Linked DNA regions of Homo sapiens: all the other regions are linked to region 1. Evidence: read pairs that join two places in POLR2A ChIA-PET (ENCODE). Cell type or tissue: MCF 10A. All regions are shown on one strand. Each heading gives the region's core, and the rest is flanking DNA. Links, peaks and the distances in the headings are about the cores only. Region 1 holds the start of MBD3 (methyl-CpG binding domain protein 3). Region 2 holds the start of LINC01836 (long intergenic non-protein coding RNA 1836). Region 3 overlaps ABHD17A (abhydrolase domain containing 17A, depalmitoylase).

What was found. ChIA-PET counts read pairs that join two places held together with the same protein. Peaks named below come from ENCODE experiments on the same cell type or tissue, not always from the same donor. Only the 100,000 strongest peaks of a DNase experiment are listed, where the experiment ranks them.
Region 2: POLR2A ChIA-PET joins it to region 1 with 5 read pairs; 2 of 35 experiments call an interaction of 5 or more read pairs at or near these places.
Region 3: POLR2A ChIA-PET joins it to region 1 with 5 read pairs; 5 of 35 experiments call an interaction of 5 or more read pairs at or near these places.

What each region holds. Positions count from the first base shown.
Region 1 is chr19:1,589,954-1,596,490 of GRCh38, reverse strand. MBD3 (methyl-CpG binding domain protein 3) reads left to right here and starts at 3,626. Exons shown (of 7, transcript NM_001281453.2): 1 at 3,626-3,969. The coding sequence starts at 3,860. RefSeq lists enhancers at 3,186-3,235, 4,613-5,602 and silencers at 3,486-3,555, 3,626-3,675, 3,836-4,135, 4,276-4,375. In MCF 10A, for the core only: a CTCF peak has its summit at 5,675; DNase peaks (open chromatin) are centred at 3,510 and 4,100.
Region 2 is chr19:781,882-788,418 of GRCh38, reverse strand. LINC01836 (long intergenic non-protein coding RNA 1836) reads right to left here and starts at 5,623. Exons shown (of 2, transcript XR_001753829.3): 1 at 5,089-5,623; 2 at 2,716-3,604. LOC101928450 (a long non-coding RNA gene) reads left to right here and starts at 5,811. Exons shown (of 2, transcript NR_187752.1): 1 at 5,811-6,215. RefSeq lists enhancers at 104-672, 673-1,243, 5,497-6,070. In MCF 10A, for the core only: no CTCF peak of the experiment used is centred there; a DNase peak (open chromatin) is centred at 5,728.
Region 3 is chr19:1,872,754-1,879,290 of GRCh38, reverse strand. ABHD17A (abhydrolase domain containing 17A, depalmitoylase) reads left to right here. Exons shown (of 5, transcript NM_001130111.2): 4 at 1,604-1,783; 5 at 1,866-2,481. The coding sequence ends at 2,091. It also overlaps a transcript of KLF16 not described here. Among named protein-coding and RNA genes, the nearest start is that of ABHD17A, 9.5 kb to the left of the region's middle. RefSeq lists enhancers at 1,744-2,444, 2,883-2,932, 2,445-3,144, 3,145-3,845, 5,034-5,749 and 1 more and silencers at 2,651-2,792, 3,173-3,422. In MCF 10A, for the core only: no CTCF peak of the experiment used is centred there; a DNase peak (open chromatin) is centred at 3,060.

The sequences.
Region 1 (6,537 bases), core at 1,538-6,537:
CTGGGATTACAGGCGGGAGCCACTGTGCCCGGCCAGATTTTGTTCTGATTTTTAAAAAAACATTGGCCAGGGGTCTGTGCGTGGTGGCTCACGCACCACTGCACTCCAGTCTGGGTGACAGAGCCAGACTCTGTCTCAAAAAATATATAAAAATTTAAAAAAAAAAATTGTCTGCAGGCTAAGTGTAGTGGCCCACACCTGTAATCCCAGTACTTTGGGAGGCCACAGTGAGAGGATTGCTGGAGCCCAGAAGTTTGAGGCTGTGGTGAGCCGTGATTGTGCCACTGCACTCCAGACTGGGTGGCAGAGTGAGACCCTGTCTCAAAAAAGAAATTGTGTGACTTGAGCCCTGAATCTGTAGGTTACCAGACCCCAGTAGCAGTGAGCTTCCCCTGCCTATTTCTGTATCTGCTGTCCTGGTACTTAAGTCCCGAAAGGGAAGGCAGAGACTTCAGCATGGTGGCACTGAGGCCCTCGCCAGCCCAGGAGGTGACAGGAGCCAGACTGGCGGATGGGGTCCTGTGTTTGTTGCCACAGTGAGTCACTGGACTCCACTGTAAAGAGGAGCAGTCTCGTGGTCCCATCAGCCATTTATTCAGTCATTTATTTCTACCAGCATCCACTCGAGGACATTTTTTCTTTTTCCTTTTTTTTTTTTTTGAGACAGAGTCTCGATCTGTCGCCCAGGCTGGAGTGCAGTGGCGCGATCTCAGCTCACTGCAACCTCTGCCTCCCAGGTTCAAGCGATTCTCCTGCCTCAGCCTCCCGAGTAGCTGGGACTACAGGCGCCCGCCACCAAGCCCAGCTAATTTTTTGTATTTTTTAGTAGACACGGGGTTTCACCGTGTTAGCCAGGATGGTCTCTATCTCCTGACCTCATGATCCACCCGCCTTGGCCTCCCAAAGTGCTGGGATTACAGGCATGAGCCACCACACCCGGCCTTGATGACATTTTTTCTACAGACTATAAATCCTTTATAAACTTTAATTTTGTTGCTCAAGTTGTCCTCTCTGTTTGGCCATCGTGACCCCTTCCAAATGGGCTCCTGTGTGCACATGATATGTCCCGGGTCACTTTTTTTGTTATTGAGGTGAAATTCACATAACATAAAATTAACCATTTTCAGGTGTGCAATGCAGTGCTTTAATACATTCACACTGGTATGCAGCCACTGCGCCCAGCCTGGAATTGGCCATTTTAAAGACTATTTTATTGACTTACTTATTTTAGACAAGGTCTCGCTCTACCACCCAGGCTGGAGTGCATTGTCACAATCATAGCCCAATTTTAAAAATAATCTTGGCCGGGCGCGGTGGCTCACGCCTATAATCCCAGGACTCTGGGAGGCCAAGGCAGGCGGATCACCTGAGGTCGGGAGTTTGAGACCAGCCTGACCAACATGGAGAAACCCCGTCTCCACTAAAAATACAAAATTAGCCGGGCATGGTGGCGGGTGCCACCATAATAATCATCTCCCTTGCATGGGGGCAGGCCTTGCACTGGCTGCCCTAGTCAAGTAATCCCAGCTACTTGGAAGGCTGAGGCAGGAGAATCGCTTGAACTCGGGAGGCGGAGGCTGCAGTGAGCCGAGATCGCGCCGCTGCACTCCAGCCTGAGCAACAAGAGCGAAACTCCGTCTCAAAAAAAACACAAATAATTAAATTAAAAAAATAATAATAATCTCCCAGCCGGGCGTGGTGGCTGGCGCCTGTGATCCCAGCACTTTGGGAGGCTGAGGCAGGCACATTGCTTGAGCTCAGGAGGTTACAGTGAGCCAAGATCACGCCACTGCACTCCAGCCTAGGCAACAAAGTGAAACCCTGTCTCAAAACATAATTATCATCTCCCTTGCATGGGGGCAGGCCTTGCTCTGGCTGCCCTAGTCAGGTACCACGGCTGGTTCTGGGGTGTAACTGCCTGGCTTTGAGTCCACAGCATAGACTTTCCTGTCTCCTTGGGAGCACTGATTCTTCCATGGCAGCCCAATGCCATGGGGCCTCGGTCTCAGGCCAGTAACCAGCTCCTGAGCTTCTCGGGAGACAGAGCTGGCTGTCTCACACCTCACCTCACCTCACGACGAGGTGGGGTGAGCGGGGCATCCGACCATCATCCACCCATCCATCCTGATTTATTCAGTGCTTCTGTGGTCAGCACAACATCCCGAAAATGTGCCCGTTCCGTCGGCCGCTGTGGCTCACACCTGGAACCCCAGCACTTAGGGAGGCCGAGGTGGGCGGATCACTTGAGGTCAGGAGTTCGAAACCAGCTGGCCAACAAGGTCAAATCCCATCTCTTCTAAAAATTCAAAAAAATTAGCCGGGCATGGTGGTGGGCGCCTGTAGTCCCAGCTACTTGGGAGGCTGAGGCAGGAGAATTACTTGAACCCGGGAGGTGGAGGTTGCAGTGAGCCGAGATCACGCCATTGCACTCGAGCCTGGGCAACAGAGCAAGACTCTGTCTCCATCAGTCAGTCAATCAATCAATAAATGAATGTGCCTGTCCTACTCCCTGGAACCTGCAGCTAAAGGGACTTTGAAAATGGGACGAGATCTTCAGATGGGAAAGCATCCCAGATCGGGTGGACCCAATGTCAACAAAAGAGTCCTTAGAACCAGGACAGTTTCTCCAGCTGGAGGCAGGGGAGCACAGCAGCTAGACTCAGTCCTTGAACACCTGTGCAGGCCCGCCCAGCCCTAGCCTTGGGAGCGACGCTGTCAGGGGGAACTGATGGGGGGCAGCCCACCCGTTTCCATTTCAGGATCCCTCTGGCTGGCTGGGGAAGGGGTTAAGGGGAGACAACAGGGGGTGGGCGATTCCGCAGGAAGGTCCTGGAACTCTCCCGGCCAGAGATGGTGGCTGGACTAAGGTGCAGGGGGTGGTCGGGGAGCTGGGGGGGGGTGCTCAGATTCCTGGATTTTGAGGGTTCAAAAAGCAGCTGGACGGGGCGCAGTGGCTCACGCCTGTAATCCCAGCGCTTTGGGAGGCCGAAGTGGGCTGATCACCTGAAGTAAGGAGTTCGAGTCCAGCCTGGCCAACATGGTGAAATCCCGTCTCTACTAAAACTACAAAAATTAGCCGTCCGTGGAACCAGCTACTTGGGAGGCTGAGGCATAACAACTTGAACCCGGGAGGCGGAGGCTACAGTGAGCCAAGATCGCGCCTCTGCACTCCAGCCTGGGTGACAGAGACCCCGTCTCAAAAAAAAAAAAGCTACTGGAGGGAACTTGGGGGCGTGGAAGGGGTGGTCACGGGGGAAGTCCCCCAGATTTGGACGCTCGTAAAAAGCTCGGAAGCTGGGAGACCAGGAGGGCGGGGAAGTCGAGGTCCAGTCACTGGGCCAGAGTCCCCAAGACTTGGGCTGGAGAAAGGTCGGAGGAAAGGACCCCACTAGTCCGAAAGCATGTCCCCGCGCACGCGCACCAGGCGGCCGGCAGAGACAGGGCACAGTAAAAGGAGCCGCGCGGACTCCGGGCACAGCTGCTGGGCACTGGCAGCTCGCAAGGCACAGCGCGCAGGCGCGCACGCCACTTAAGGCCCCGCCCCCTCCCAGCGCGCTGATTGGCGGGGCCGTAGAGGGGCGGGGGCATGGCGCCGCGGCTGCGCAGCGCGGGGCCCCGCGCGGGCGGGTGGGCGGAGCGGGCCCCCCGAGCGGGGGCTGGCGAGCGCGGGGAGGGGGCCGAAAGGGCGGCAAAGCCGGCGCGCGCCCGGCTGGGGGCGGAGGGCGGGGGCCCGCGGGCCGGAACAGCCGCGGCAAGTGGCGGCGGCGGCAGCGGCAGCGGAGGCAGCTGAGGCGGCGGCGGCGAGTGGGGGTCCGGGCGGCGGCGGCGGGCCCGGCGGCGGGCCGAGGAGCCGGGCGCAATGGAGCGGAAGAGGTGGGAGTGCCCGGCGCTCCCGCAGGGCTGGGAGAGGGAAGAAGTGCCCAGAAGGTCGGGGCTGTCGGCCGGCCACAGGGATGTCTTTTACTATAGGTGAATGAGCGCGCCGGCCGCGCAGGGCCTCAACGGGCTCCTCCCAGCGGCCTCTGCGGCGGCCTCGGCGCCCCTGCCCCGGGCCGCGGCCTGGGCCCCGCGCGTGCGTCGTGCGTGCGTGCGTGCGTCTTGCGTGCGTGTGCGCCCGGCGCGCGGAGGCCCAGTGCGCGTGCGCCGCTTGTTGGGCCGCATGGCTTTCGGCCGGCCGTTCAGGGACTGGCTGCCGGACGGCGACTGCGGCCTTTGTTCGTGCGCGCTGGGCCAGGGGCGCCTGGCGGCGGCCAGATGCTACCGGGGGGCAGGGGTGGAGGGTGGGCTGTCCCTTTGGTTCCCGTGAGACGCAGGGGGTGCCTTCTTGGGGCGCTCCTGGGGTGGCGCGGAGCCCGAGGGGGTGGCCAGCCGGGATTTCGGGGAGCAGGGCTCATGGGCGGATCGGGGAGGGCGTGCGTGAAAATACGGGTTCTTGGGCTCGCCCCAGTCCTGGGAATAAGCGCCTCAGGGTGACTGGTCTCCCACGCAGCGTTGCTTTTTTTAAAGGTATTCCCCTTGACTCCTTCCGAGGCCTCTGGTCCTCTTGGGTCGTGGCCCCCTCAGGGTGGAGACCTGAGGCTTTCGACTTTCCGAGCCCACCTAACGGTAGTCTTTGCGTGGATGTTACTGGTGGTGGAAGGCTTTCAGAGACCCCCCCGTCCCCAAATTGGAACAAGGCGCTGCTCTGAAAGGTCGCAGGGAACCCCCTCCGTGGAACAAAGACTTAGTCGCCTGCTGCAGCCAAGTCCCAGACAGTCGGCCACCTGCTGTTTGTCCTCTTTTTTTTTTTTTTCCTGGCTCGGGAAAGATGCTTTTGATTCTGGGCCAGCTTTGATTGCGCCCTCCCCTTGGTTCAGTGTCCCGTGGCGCCTTCAGGTCCCCCAGGAGGGGAAAGCGGAGGACGCCTGCCATGTGCCGAGCACCTGGGTAAAGGGGGGTGTGCGGCTGGTCCCCCTTTTTCCCACAGCTCGGGGTCGTGGGCAGGAGACCGCCCAGGTGAGGGCGGGTGGTTTCCACGAGCCAAGGAGGGGCAGAACGACCGCTCCGTCCACTGTGCACTTCGGTCCTCTGTGGTTCTTGACTGTCCCGGTTTGGGGAGATAAAGTGAGAAAAGTGAGCGGGGAAAGGATGGCTGTGATCAGAAGCAATGTGTGGGGCCTCGTCCTGCAGGAGGAGCTCAGGGACTGGTTCCTGGAAAGTTGGAGGACAGCAAGAGAGGGGAAACTTGGTCCCCAAATGTGTACCCTTATGAGCTGGAACCCTGTACACGTCCTGAGATCTGCAGTGACACATGCTGAAATCTGGGAGGGCAGATGACGGGGCCTGAATGAGACTGGGGTCAGGGAGGGCTTCTCTGAGGACGTGACATTGAGTGACAGGGAGAGGCGTCCAGGCAGCAGGAACCCCCTAAGAGGTGGCTGCAGCTTGGGAGCTAGAACCAAGGCCAGCTTGAGCGGAGTATCCTGAGGCTGTCATCACCCCACCTCTCTCATTCCCACTCTGGGCCCTGGCCCTGAGCATGAGGGTCTAGCAGTGGAGAAAAGCAGGGAGAAGCTCCTCTACAGGCTAGAGATTTCAGGTTTCTCTGCAGAGGGTGAAGCCAGGCAGCCCAGAGCCGCCCTCTGCAGGTCTGGGGCCTCAACCCAGCCCTTCATCTGAGGCTGCAGGCTCCCAGACTGCGTTTTCTGTTGGGGGTGCCTGGGGAGAGTTCAGGCCATGTTGCCCACTTTTTTCTATACGTGTGGTTTTATCAAGGCTGTTCTTTTTTCATTGAATAAAATCTCAGGGACATCATTTTGTGTCAATAGATGGGCATAACCTTTATTTAAAATTGAGATATAATTCACATTCCACAAAAGCTACCTTTTTTGTTTTTTTTCTTTGAGACAGGGTCTCACCCAGGCTGGAGTGCAGTGGTACAATCACGGCTTACGCATTCTTGACCTCCCAGGCTCAGGCGACCCTCTCAGCTCAGCCTCCCAAGTAGTGGGAATTACAGGCACGTGCCACCATACCTGGCTTATTTTTATAGAGATGGGGTTTTGCTGTGTTGCCTAGACTAGACTGGTCTCGAATTCCTGGACTCAAGCAGTTAACCCGCCTCAGCCTCCCAAAGTGCTGGGATTACAGGCATGAGCCACTGCCTGGCCAAAGCCACTTTTTAGAAATGTACAATTCAGTGGGGTTTTTTTTTGGAGATGGAGTTTCACTCTTGGCCCAGGCCACAGTGCAGTGACGCAATCCCAGCCCACTGCAACCTCCACCTCCCGGGTTCAAGCGATTCTTCTGCCTCAGCCTCCCGAGTAGCTGGGATTACAGGCGTCTGCCACCATGCCCGGCTAATTTTTGTATTTTTAGTAGAGAAGGGGTTTCGCCATGTTGGCCAGACTGGTCTCGAACTCCTGACCCCAGCACCTCAGCCTCCCAAAGTGCTGGGATTACAGGCCTGAGCCACCACACCCGGCCCCCAGTGGTTTTTAGTACATTGACAAAGTTGTGCAACCATCACCGCTATCTAATTCCAGAACATTCTCATCA
Region 2 (6,537 bases), core at 883-5,882, 810 kb after region 1:
AGAGTGAGACTCTCTCTCTCTCTCAAAAAAAATGAGTAAATCGAGGCCGGGCGCGGTGGTTCACGCCTGTCATCCCAGCACTTTGGGAGGCTGAGGCGGGCAGATCACGAGGTCAGGAGACCGAGACCATCCTGGCGAACACGGTGAAACCCCGTCTCTACTAAAAATACAAAAAAATTACCCGGGCGTGGTGGTGGGTGCCTGTAATCCCAGCTACTTGGGAGGCTGAGGCAGGAGAATCGCTTGAGCCCGAGAGGCAGAGGTTGCAGTGAGCCAGGATCACACTAATGCAGTCCAGCCTGGACAACACAGTGAGACTCGGTATCAAATAAATAAAAATAAAAGTACATAAATAAAAACCTCACAGTGACCCTGACATTGTGTCTCCCCAGAGGTCAGGCCTCCATTGTGAGGGGATGTGGGATCCCGATAGGAAGCTAATTTTGGAGGGAACCAGGCCTAGAAGGAAAAGAGCCCCAGGCGGGCCCAGGATGGAGGCGGAGCAGACGCCCTCCAGGCCGCAGCTGCCCCGGGCTTCATTACAGGGAACCCAGGACACCGTAGCCAAGCCCGGAGCTCCTGGAGGTGACTGCTCAGGCATCAATAGTTTATAGCAGGAAACGACACTTGGTCTCAGGTCACCCACAGCCGGCTCGGGTGGCCTGGGGCTGGGCCCTGGGGCTGGAGTGGAGGCTGTATCACAGGTACCAGTTTGCTCTGGTTTTGATGGGCCTGTGGGCCATGGCGGCTCAGGTGCTTGTGCAAGGAGGGCTTTGGGGCCGGGCGCGTGGCTCCCACCTGTGATCCCAGCACTTTGGGAGGCCGAGGTGGGCGGATGGTTTGAGCCCAGGAGTTTCGGACCAGCCTGGGTGACATAGTGAGACCCCATCTCTATTAAAAATTTAAAAATGAACACTTTCAGGCTGGTCACAGTGGCTTCCTCCTGTAATCCCAGCACACTGGGAGGCCGGCATGGGCAGATGGCTTGAGTCCGGGAGTTCAGACCAGCCTGGGCAACATGGCGAAACCCTGTCTCTAAATAAATAGGAAAAGAAAGATAAAATGAAAACAACAACAAAAAAGAATAAAAAAAACCCAGAATAAATAAATAGCAGAGGCGGGAGGATCACTTGAGGTCAGGAGTTTGAGACCAGCCTGGACAACATGGTGAAACCCCGTCTCTACTAAAAATACAAAAATTAGCCGGGCGTGGTGGTACCTATAATGCCAGCTACTCGGGAGGCTGAGGCAAGAGAATCCCTTGAACCAGGGAGGCAGAGGTTGCAGTGAGCTGAGATCACGCCATTGCACTCCAGTCTGGGTGACAGAGCGAGACTCCGTCTTCCAGAAAACAAAACAAAACAAAGCATAAACTCACATATATATATGTGTGTACATATTTATTTCAATATATTTTATTGGGATTATATTTTCTCCTTTGTTTTCTTTTTATTCTGAATTGGCTTGCTAGGAAACATGCTTCTTTTTTTTTTGAGACGGAATCTCGCCCTGTTGCCCAGGCTGGAGTGCAGTGGTGCGATTTCAGCTCACTGCAACCTCCGCTTCCCGAGTTCAAGCGATTCTCCTGCTTCAGCCTCACAAGTAGCTGGGATTACAGGCGCCCACCGCCACGCCCAGATAATTTTTGTATTTTTAGTAGAGATGAGGTGTCTCCATGTTGGCCAGGATGGTCTCAAACTCCTGACCTAGTGATCCACCTGCCTCGGCCTCCCAAAGTGTTGGGATTACAGGCGTGAGCCACCGTGCCCAGCCCGAAACATGCTAATATACTAAATCCTGGTGAAAAAATTGCTACATATAATTGCAAGAAATTCACACAACCGTGAAGAATATAAAATGAGCCTGCCCCGCACCCCTGGCCTGTCTCAGGTATTCAAGCTGTTCAAAATTTGCTCCATTTGCTTCAGGATTTTTTCTTTTCTTCTCTTCTCTTCTTTTCTTTTCTTTTCTGAGACAGAGTCTCGCTCTGTCGCCCAGGCTGGAGTGCAGTGGCGCGATCTCGGCTCACTGCAAGCTCCACCTCCCAGGTTCAGGCCATTCTCCTGCCTCAGCCTCCCGAGTAGCTGGGACTACAGGTGCCCACCACCACGCCCGGCTAATTTTTTTGTATTTTTAGTAGAGACGGGGTTTCACCGTGTTAGCCAGGATGGTCTCGATCTCCTGACCTCATGATCCGCCCGCCTCGGCCTCCAGAAGTGCTGGGATTACAGGTGTGAGCCACGGCGCCCGGCCTGTTTCAGGACTTTTTTCAAAGCCTGTTTCCAAACCCCAGAATCTACAAGGATGATACAGATGTTTTTTTTTTCTTTTTGTATTCTTTTTATTCTTTTTTTTTTTTGAGATGGAGTCTTCCTTTGTTGCCAGGCTGGAGAGCAGTGGTGCAATCTTGGCTCACTGCAACCTCCGCCTCCCAGGTTCAAGCGATTCTCCTGCCTCAGCCTCCCAAGTAGCTGGGATTACAGGCGCCCGCCACCACACCTGGCTAATTTTTTGTAGTTTTAGTAGAGATGAGGGTTCACTAGGTTGGCCAGGCTGGTCTCGAACTCCTGACCTCATGATCTGCCCACCTCAGCCTCCCAAAGTGCTGGTATCACAGGCGTGAGCCACCAGGCCCGGCTGGAAACAGATGTTTCTAAAATGTTTTACAAGGTAGCAGCGTAGTATAACTGTTACACATCTGCTATTGTTCATTTCTTAAGTGGTCCTCAAGACTTTTGTATCCATTTATTCCCTGATGTGTTTGAAAACTAACATTTCCCAGACTTGTGTGGCCCAACATTTAAAAATAAGAGTTGGGGAGTTCCTGACCATCCTGGCCAACATGGCAAAACCCCGTCTCTACTAAAAATACAAAAATTAGCCTGGCGTGGTGGCACACGCGTGTAGTCCCAGCTACTCGGGAGGCTGAGGCAGGAGAATTGCTCAAACCCAGGAGGCGGAGGTTGCAGTGAGCCGAGATCACACCACTGCACTCCATCCTGGGCAACAGAACAAGACTCCATCTCAAAATAATAATAATAATAATAATAATAATAATAATAATAAATAAATAAATAAAAATAAAAGAGCTGGCAACAAAGGAGAAATCTAACATCCCCAAACAATCTAGAGGTAACAAGTGGTTAGTATTTTGGATGTTATAGAGGTTTTTTTTTTTTCAGACGGAGTTTCACTCTTGTTGCCCAGGCTGGAGTGCAATGGCACAATCTCAGCTCACCGCAACCTCCGCCTCCCGGGTTCAAGCGATTCTCCTGCCTCAGCCTCCCGAGTAGCTGCGCCACCACGCCTGGCTAATTTTGTATTTTTAGTAGAGACGGGGTTTCTCCACGTTGGTCAGGCTGGTCTCGAACTCCCGACCTCAGGTGATCCGCCTGCCTCAGCCTCCCAAATGCTGGTATTACAAGCGCGCCCGGCCTGGAAACATCACTTTGAACACTTGCAGACCGTCCTTCCTCCTCCTGGTCATCTTCCAGATGCAGGAGCTGGTAGCTGAGGGTGTCATCTGTGGGGCCACAGTCCTCTGTGGCCGGGCAGTGCTGCCCCTGGCGTTGGCCCCTCATTCTGCTGGTCCAGCAGTTCCTTCCTGGGGACGTGCAGGGGGAACACAGGCCCTGGCATCGGACACGCAGTCAGCGCACACAGACCCGTCCATCCAGCGCCAATGCCACATTCCACACATGCCAACAGCACCTCCCTCCTGTCCCTGCCATCGTCCCCAACCCCGCACACCAGCCGCCCCTTTGAAGTCCTCAAGCCTTCCTATCACAACAGCAGAGCCTGACAAACAAGAAGAAAAGCCAGGGCCAGGCACTGTGGCTCACGCCTGTAATCCACCAACCTGGGATGTCGAGGTGAGAGAATCACTTGAGCTCAGGAGTTCAAGACCAGCCTGGGCAACGTGGCGAGACCCCATCCGGAAATTTTTTTTTTTTTTTTTTGAGATGGATTCTCCCTCTGTCGCCCAGGGGCACGATCTCACCTCACTGCAACCTCTGCTTCCCGGGTTCAAGTGATTGTCCTGCCTCAGCCTCCGGAGTAGCTGGGATTACATGTGCGCCACCACACCTGGCTAATTTTTGTATTTTTAGTAGAGACAGGGATAGTCTCAAACTCCTGACCTCTAGTGATCTGTCCGCCTCAGCTTCCCAAATTGCTGGGATTACAAGAGTGAGCCACCGTGCCTGGCTGCTAAAGTTTTTTTTTTTTTTTTTTAATTAGCTGGGCGTGCTGGCGTATGCCTGTGGTCCCAGCTACTCAGGAGGCTGAGGCAGGAGGATCACTTGAGCCCAGGAGGTCGAGGCTGCAGTGGGATGTGATCTTGCCACTGCACTCCAGCCTGGGTGACACAGCGAGACCCTGTCTCTACAAAAATAAATAAATAAACAATGGGCCGGGCGCAGTGGCTCACGCCTGTAATCCCAGCACTTTGGGAGGCCGAGGTGGGTGGATCACAAGGTCAGGAGTTCGAGACCAGCCTGGCTAACATGGCGAAACCCCGTCTCTACTAAAAATGCAAAAATTAGCCAGACGTGGTGGCTCATGCCTGTAATCCCAGCTACTTGGGAGGCTGAGGCAGGAGAATCGCTTCCACCTGGGAGGCGGAGGTTGTGGTGAGCCGAAGTTGCGACACTGCACTCCAGCCTGGGCGACAAGAGGGAAACTCTGTCTCAAAAAAAAAAAAAAAAAAAATTTAGCCGGGCGTAGTGGCATATGCCTGTAGTCCCAGCTACTTAGGAGATTGAGGCAGGAGGCTCATTTGTGCCATTGGGGTCAGGGCCGCAGCAAACTATGATTACGTCACTGCGCTCCAGCCTGGGCAACAGAGCGAAATTCCAGGAAGGAAGGAAGGAAGGAAGGAAGGCCACAGTGATCCTTTCCCTGCCACCCCGAGCTTCTGGGTCGAGCCAACAGGGTTAAAATTCCCGGGCATCTTCCTAGAGGAAAATTCTAGAATCCGTTGGGCCACTGCAGGCCCCATCGCCTTCTATCCATCACCCCTGGATTTCTGGGCAGCTTCCTTTTTTTTGCTTGTGATAAAATAGGTCCTAACAATAAAAACAAACATACCCAGGTGCCCATGTTTATCTCCACGGCGCAGCCTCCGGGTTCTGGAATTTTCTTGGTCACTTCCAGATATTGTAGAGAATTCCGGAAGAGCACCGCAGACAGCCCAGGCGCGGCCCGGCCGAGGCTTAAACACGTTTTCTTAAATCACCAGATTCCGCCACCAACCTGCAAAGTTCATGGTTTTTTTCTCTCTGCGAAACTCTTGCCTTTGAAACCTCCTGCAGGGGTTCCTGTACCCCCAGAGATTGAACAATTCAAAACCTTCAGGACCCCTGTCCGGAGGCCCCCAAATCCCCTTTGGTGAGGGCTGCGGCCGGCGAGGAAAGGGCGCTTGACCCTGTCACGAAAGCAAATTCGGTCGGGTCCTCCAGAACCACCTTCTCATTTTCTCCTGTTTACCTCACAGCCAAGAATGAGATAATAAAACAGAGAAAGAAATAGAGACGGGAGGGTTGGGGGCAGTTTCCACGGTTTCTTCAAGCACAGTTCCTGCAGGGTTGTCTGGTTTGCACAGAGAGGCTGTTGGCTCCTGGACGTGGGTCCTTGGGGGACCTTCGATTTCTCGCCGGGTCCAGGGTGGCCCCGGCGGGAGGAGGACCTCGCCCACATTCCTGGGATTCCTTCTCTCCTTCCCACATTGTTTGTTTGTTGACTTTAAATTGGACTCTGCCAGGAATTCCTTTTCCTCTTGGGTTTAGTGGTGAGCAGGAGGGACTTAGCATATCACAGAGCCCCCGGCAGCCAAGCTACCGGGTGTCCTGGCCCCCTTCAGTTCCCTCCCTTGTCCTCCTCGAGGACCCCCCAACTCAGGCACCCACACCACGGGGGGCTGCGGGACCCCGAGCCTCACTCGTGCCACCGGCCACCCAGCGTCCCCTGCATCTTCCCCGGGGACTCACACACCGCCTCGAGGCCACTCCGCCCCTCCGGATGGATGTCCAAGCCTCCAGCCAGGGCCCCTTCCCTGCTTCATCTCCAGGGTTGACGGAGGTCGAAGGAGCACATGTCTGCTTGCAGGGCACGCCAGGTCCTGATGGACACTGACGTCTAGACCTAGACGGTGGCTCAGCCTGAACCCTGGACGGCCTGGAGCACAGCCATGCAACTGCTTCTAAGACAAAACCGAGGTGGGGATTAAAGCTACCCTCCCAGGCCGCCTGGCTGGAAACTCATCCCCCTCTGTCCCCAGCCCCTGCAGCCCCCATCACTGCCGCTGACAGCCGCAGGGTGTGGCTCACAGAGGGACAGCAGGGAGGGAGAGACGGACGGGGTGGGATCCTGGGGGCCTGTGGCCTTCAGAGCGTCTCACTGCCCCAGCCTTGATGGGGTTGTCTGTAGAGCGGGGATTCAGCTGCCTGGTCTGTGGCGACTGTCCGGTGGCCCAGGGGGTGGACGTGACTCTCCTGTGCGACTTTGTTTTTCTGAGACGGAGTCTTGCAGTGGCGCGAT
Region 3 (6,537 bases), core at 795-5,794, 280 kb before region 1:
CCCGGGTGGGCCTCTGGTGGCTTTTCCTGCTCACCATCCACTGGGCCTGTCTCGTCCTGGCCCTGCCCAGCCCACTGGTCTGACCTGCTCCCACAGGGACCAGGCACAGCTCTGAGAAGTCAGAGGCCCTAGGGAGGTGGGGTCGTCGTTGCCTTGGTGATATGCAGGCAGTCCCTGCAGTGGGCCTGGGAGCTGGTCCCCTGGCACCACCCTGGCTCTGGGGGCCTCCCAGCAGTGTGGGACGCTGACACCAATCACCACTTCATGCGACTTCCTCGGCCCCTCCTGTCTCTACTGCCTGGGCCACTGGCAGAGTCACACCTGCCATGGCCAGCTCTGAGCTCTGTCTGCTCGGCCATCTGTCCTGCTGCCACTTTGTCCTGCAGGAACCTAGGCCCAGAGCTGTGAGGGGGAGGCCAGAGCGTGCCCAGGGCCTCCACCGGGGATGTGTCCTGTTCGTTTGAGTGGTGACATCCAGGTGGCAGCTCGGGGCTCCTGCCTGTAGCAGGTGGCAGGGCTGGGCTGGCTCAGCACACTACTGACCATGGCTGCCAGGGAGCAGGCCAGGGAGGCCGAGGCAGAGCTGGAGCCACAGGCACCAGCCAGGCAGCATCCTTTGGGGCATGGGTGAGTGGCGAGCTGTGGAGTGCTGCCAGGAGGCTGGGATTCCAGGCCAGGGACGGGGACAGCCCTGCTGGTGGAGATGCCAGGCAGAGGGGACGCACACCTGCCCATGCTCCTGCCTTGCAAGAGGGCGTCTGCCTGGGATCAGAGCCTAGAGCGTGTGGGAGGAGAGTTGTGGGGTCCCGGCATGGGCAGGGTGGCAGGTGGGTCCCGTGTGCTTGGGACTGGGCACGAGGAGGCCTTGTAACTGGTGCTGGATCAGCTGGGTCAGGGGCCGCACACCAATGACCTGGGGGTGAGGGTGCCCCTGGGTGGGAGCTGGTGGTGCTGAGGTGGCCGAGGACTTGTCCACTCCCAAGGGAAGGTGCTGGTGGGAGGGGGTGCCACCTCCGCAGCCACCACCCTCGATGCTGACCTGGGTTGCACTGGCATCTCATTGGGCGTGGGGACTCCGAGAGTCCAAAATTGGGTGGAGACATTTGGGGACACAGCTGCCTGAATTCCTCATGGCCAAGGGGGTGGGCAAGGGCTGCAGGGAGGAATAGTGTCCGCTGTCCTGGCCAGTGCACCAGGAACGGTTTTCTAACCCTGGCAGGAAGGTGTGAAGCATTCAGGATGTGGGGGCCACACAGTTCCCAGTGTGCACCTAGGGGTGACCAGGAGGAGGAGAGGCGCCAGGGCCTCCCTTACCCCCGCCCCAGGGGCACTCCGTAGGCAGGATCCCTGCAGATCCTAGCTAGGAAACGCCAGTGAACGGCAGCGCAGGGAACGGGGCGGGGCCGCTGGCTTCGCCCACCGCCACGGTGTTGGGGGCTGGGGGTGGCCCTCGGGACTGGTGTGGAGCCTGAGCCTGACCCACTGACTTGGCTGAGTGGGGAGACTGGAGGGTCGCATCCGGAGCTGGGCCCGGGGACGCCCGCTGGTGGGAAGGGTGCGCGCGCGTCGGAGGCCGCGGCTGACCCTGCTCCGGCGCCGCCAGGTACGGCATCAGCCCGGACAGCATCATCCTGTACGGGCAGAGCATCGGCACGGTGCCCACCGTGGACCTGGCCTCGCGCTACGAGTGTGCCGCGGTGGTGCTGCACTCGCCGCTCACCTCGGGCATGCGCGTCGCCTTCCCCGACACCAAGAAGACCTACTGCTTCGACGCCTTCCCTAAGTGAGCGGCCCGGGCGGGGACGGGGGCGGGGCGGGGCCCGGGCCGGGCGCGAAGTCTCACCGGCTCCACGACCCTCCCGCAGCATCGAGAAGGTGTCCAAGATCACGTCTCCCGTGCTCATCATCCACGGCACGGAGGACGAGGTGATCGACTTCTCGCACGGGCTGGCGCTCTACGAGCGCTGCCCCAAGGCGGTGGAGCCGCTGTGGGTGGAGGGCGCCGGGCACAACGACATCGAGCTCTACAGCCAGTACCTGGAGCGCCTGCGTCGCTTCATCTCCCAGGAGCTGCCCAGCCAGCGCGCCTAGCGGCGGCCCCAACCGGCCGGACCTCAGCAATAAGGCGGCCCCCGGACCTCACCCCGCGCCGGCCCCCACCCAGGGGCTGCATGTGGACCCCCCGGGCGGCCCAGGGGACCCCGCCCCGACCCAGGGGCTGTGGACGATGTACAGGCAACAGAGCTACGCACTCCTTTCCTTTTGGAAGCAAGAAGAAAATACGTGAAAACGGAAATTAAAGATTTAAAATTTTAGGGCTGCTCTCCTTCCTTTCATGGCTCTGCTCACTCTCTCGAGCGCTCAGCGAGCTCGAAAGGGGGCCGGGGTTCCCAGGTTTCGTCCCTGAGTCCCTAGGAGAGATCGGCACGGACCCCCTTATAGGTTTTACTCTGCGGAAGTGGGGTGGGTCTCTGTCTAGTCCGGGGAGCCCTTAGGGAGCTGGTTGCCTGGGCGATGATGGGTGGGGCAGCGTTTGAGCCCAGGACCCCTGCCTGCTTCCTAGGGAGGCTGGTGAGCCCTGCTGGGTGGGCGCGATGAGGACGCCAGGCGTGGGGGCCCTGCTGCCATCGCGGGACTGCCCCCTCGACAGCTTCCCGTCAGTCCTACTGCAGAGGGGCCAGGACAGCGCACTCTGGGTCCTGAGGTGCCGCGCTTGACGGACCTCAGAGCTCGGACAGGCCGCTTCCTTCGTAGATGGCGAAGCTGGGGTCCAGCAGAGGGCGGTGGCAGGTGCTTGGGCCCCGAGGGTCTCCCCTGGAAGAGGGAGCCGACACTGGAGCTGGGATCACGAGAAGAGTTCCTACGATCTCTAGGGCAGAAGGCTTAGGACCGGGAGGACTCGGGAACCGGTGGCCTGTTGTCCACCTTAGGGTTGGGCAGGGTTCAGCCTGTGTCGCGCGACCAGGCGGTGGCGAGGCCGGGATCCCAAGCTGCATCCAGCTAGCTCTAGTCCGCGGCCCCTTTAAGGGGGGGCGGTGCTTCAGTCTGGGCGCGAGAAGGCGCTGCGTCACGTGCGGGGCCGCAGCACGGACGGAAGCGGAAGTGGCGGCGTGCGTGCGGCAGTGGAGACGGCGGCGGCGGTGGCTGGCGTCAGGCTGTGGACGAAGAGGCGGCCTCGGTGGTAAGTGGCGGCCGCTGGGACCCAGCCAGGTACCGGTCCGGCTCGGCCCTGCCCCTTTCCGGCCGCTCTCACTCCTTCCCTCGGCCTCGAGTTCCTCGTAGGCCCGTGGGGGCCGCCGCGGGGTCGGGGCTGCGAGGCAGCGCCCGCCGTTCCATGGTAAGCGGTGCTACGGGACGTTCGGAAGGAAACCTCGCTAGAGCAGGGGACGCCTGGGCTCCTGGCTGACCACGGGGCCTTTGCACGGCCAGGGCTTTGCGACCGCAGTGTCTTCCTTCTGTCCCCGGTCGTGCGCCGTGCCCCTCAGCGCGGCTCACGTTTCGGAACACGTCTGCCTTTCATGCCTCCCGAAGAGCCTCCCCGCATCCCGTGCCCCCTGCTCGCTGCTGCCGCTGACCCTTGGGCGCTGCGCTGGTCCAGAGCGTGTTGTCCTCTGACGCCGTCAGAACCTGAGCTCCCTGCGAGCTGGGACTCCGCCGTGTCTTCATTGCCTCCAGTGCAAAGCAACTGCTTGCAAGAGAACAAAAGTGTGTTCAGGTGCACAGAGTAGAAAATTCAAGGAGCCTGAAAGGGTATTTGGTGAAGACTTGATGTGTTTTTCCCAGTCCTAACCTCCAAGGCCCAGTTCTCCCCTGGGGCAGAGGGAAACCCGTTTCTTACGGGTCTGCAAAGAAAGTCTATGCAGGAACATCTACGTGCGTTTCTGCAAAAGGTCAGTTACTTTACTTGGGGCTCTTATACTTAACGTAGCTCGGAGAGCGCCCCATGCATTCAGATACAGGTGGGATTCCTCCGGAAACGGAGTTTTATAGCACCAGACTTTATCCCCTTTCCTGTAGAAATTTAGGGTTTTTGCTGTCTTTTATAACGAACAATGCTAGCTTGACTATTGCTTGTACAAACCGTTTTTTGCCCAAGTCGGACTATTTTCTTAGGTTAAATTCCTTGGTGCAGAAGTGCGAGGGCTGTATTTAGGCCCCTAAAGGGGTGGTACCAAATCGCCCTCCCCCACCAGCATAAGAGGGGGCCGGCGACACCCTTGCCCAAGCTGGATTTTGCAGACCTGGTAGGCGTGAGATAGTATTTCACTGTAGCTTGTGTTTCCTGTAAGTATAGTCGAACGTCGTGATGTTCCTGTTACATCTATGTTACGTTGATCATTGTTACCACTGACAGTCGTTTCGAGATTGGAAAATATGTTTATTATAAACGTTTGACTATTTAAAAGCCATTTGTATTTTATCTTCTTGGCTCATTTTTCTGTTGGGTGGATGGTGGTGGTTTCTAGGTGCACTTTACAGATTAAGAAAATTCGCTTTCTGTCTAGTAGAAGTGTTTTTTTTTTTTTTTTTTTTTTTTTTTTTTTGGGACTCTGACACATTTATTGCTGAATACCATTTCTCGGCTGACCCGGAAGTGTTTCTTTTTTCTATCTGTCATTAGTCTTTGACTTTGTTTGTATTTTTTTCTTTAAGCTAAGCATCTAAAATTGTTACTGGTCATTAGTTTTTTTCTCTTTACGGCTCCTGCATTTTTGTGTCATCTCAGGAATATCTTCTCCGCTGTAAGATCATAAAACATTTGAGATTTTCTTCTAGAAATGTAGTGGGGTTTTTTTTTCCCCATATATTTAAATGCTTATGTCTAATTTTAGAAAGTATTCCTGGTAAGGAGTAAGGTAGGAAGCAAAACTTTTTTTCCACAAATTGTCCCAACTTTATTTCCCAAAAAAGCATTCTTTTCCCCACTGAAGTGCTGTCTTTATGGCAAGTAGATTTGGGTCTGTCCCTAGACTCTTATCCCAGTTTTCCAGAACCCCATTGTCTTCCTGACCTCATGTCCGGAGGCCCCTCCTCCTTGCATTATTTTGCACGTTTCTTTTTTCTCCTGAACAGCAGGCAAGTTTATCTGGTTCTCCCACCGTGATCTTCTTTGAAAACATTGAGATTGCTTAGATTCTTAGATTTACAGATCAAACTGAGATAAAATTCTCATCTTAAAATAGTTGACGACTTCATCTGATCCATGTGGTACTAGTTCCACAAGACACTGTGATGAAGAGGATTTTGGAAATCGAAGTATTTGGGGCCGCCCCTCCCTCCCTGCGGGCTGTGGATATTCACGGTGCGCGATGCTGGCCTTGGTTTCAGGCAGCCCCATTCTCAAGCTGCTGCGAACTCAGCACCGAGGCTTCGGCAGGGCTCCCAGACGCCTTCAGCGTACACTGTGTTCCCTCTGCCTGTCCCTCTCACATGGGGTAAACCGAGTCCGGGCCTTCAGGCTCCAGGCTGTCAGGCCAACTTCCACCCTCGGCCTCTCCCCACCACCCCCTGCTCTTGGGACCCGGGAGGACCCCGCAGGGGTGGCGACAGGGGAGGCCAGCACTCTATTCCAGGACGCGCGCTCTCCCCACCTCCCACTTGGTATGGCCCGGGGCCAGGCCACCTGGGAGTAGGGCCAACTTCCCGTTCTCCATTTTGTGGATTTTCCAGGACACACTTGTTCAAGCCCTGCAACAGCGTTCTCCCGGGTAGGGCGCCTGGGGGCTGAGTCTCTGGTCCACCCTGTGTCACCTGCTCCTGGTACACCCCAGCACGGGGCCCTGGGTGACGGGACAGACACCAGCCAGGTGACCCTATGGCCTAGGCCCACTCTGGTACCCGGAGCCCGGGGGGAGGGCAGACCCTCCCCAGGGCCAGTGGCTGGAGCATGGCTGTGGGTGTGGCAGAGGCTTGCCTGAGATGTGGGCTAGGCCCTTCCAGTGGGTCAGGTCTGGGGCGGTGCCCAGGGCTGTGCACCCTCCAGCTGCTCCCCAGGGGACCAGTGGCCTGTCAGCCCCGACTGGCATTCGTGGGGTCCCAGCATGTGTGTGTGGGCGGCTGACCAAGCTCTTATGACGCTGTGGCTGCATTCATCCGTCGTCCCATTAATGCCAAGCTGGTGGGACCCACCCGGCTGGCTCTGTTCTGCATGACCTGAGGGCCCTCTGGGGTTCTGGAAGAGGATGGAGACCATCCCTGCTTGGCTGTGATTCTGTCCTCTTGGCCTGTGGTGGCCGTGACCTGAGGTGGGGCCTCTGGGAGCAGGCGCCTCCTCTTTCCTCCCCTATGGCAGGCACCTGCCTGTCCACCTCTGAGTCCGGGTGTCAGGATCAAGGTGGGAGTGCAGGGCCGCCTTGTTAACTGGGAGTCCATCCAGTGGGCGCCCAACTGGTATCAGAGCGGCCCAGGGGCCAGCACAAGCCCCTGGTCCCACTTCCCTCCCGGTTCCGGGCTCCGGCCACGGGCCACGTCGATCTTCACAACGATTCTGGGCTGCTGGGGTGACTGTCCCTGCTTCCCCACCGAGAGAAGTAGCCG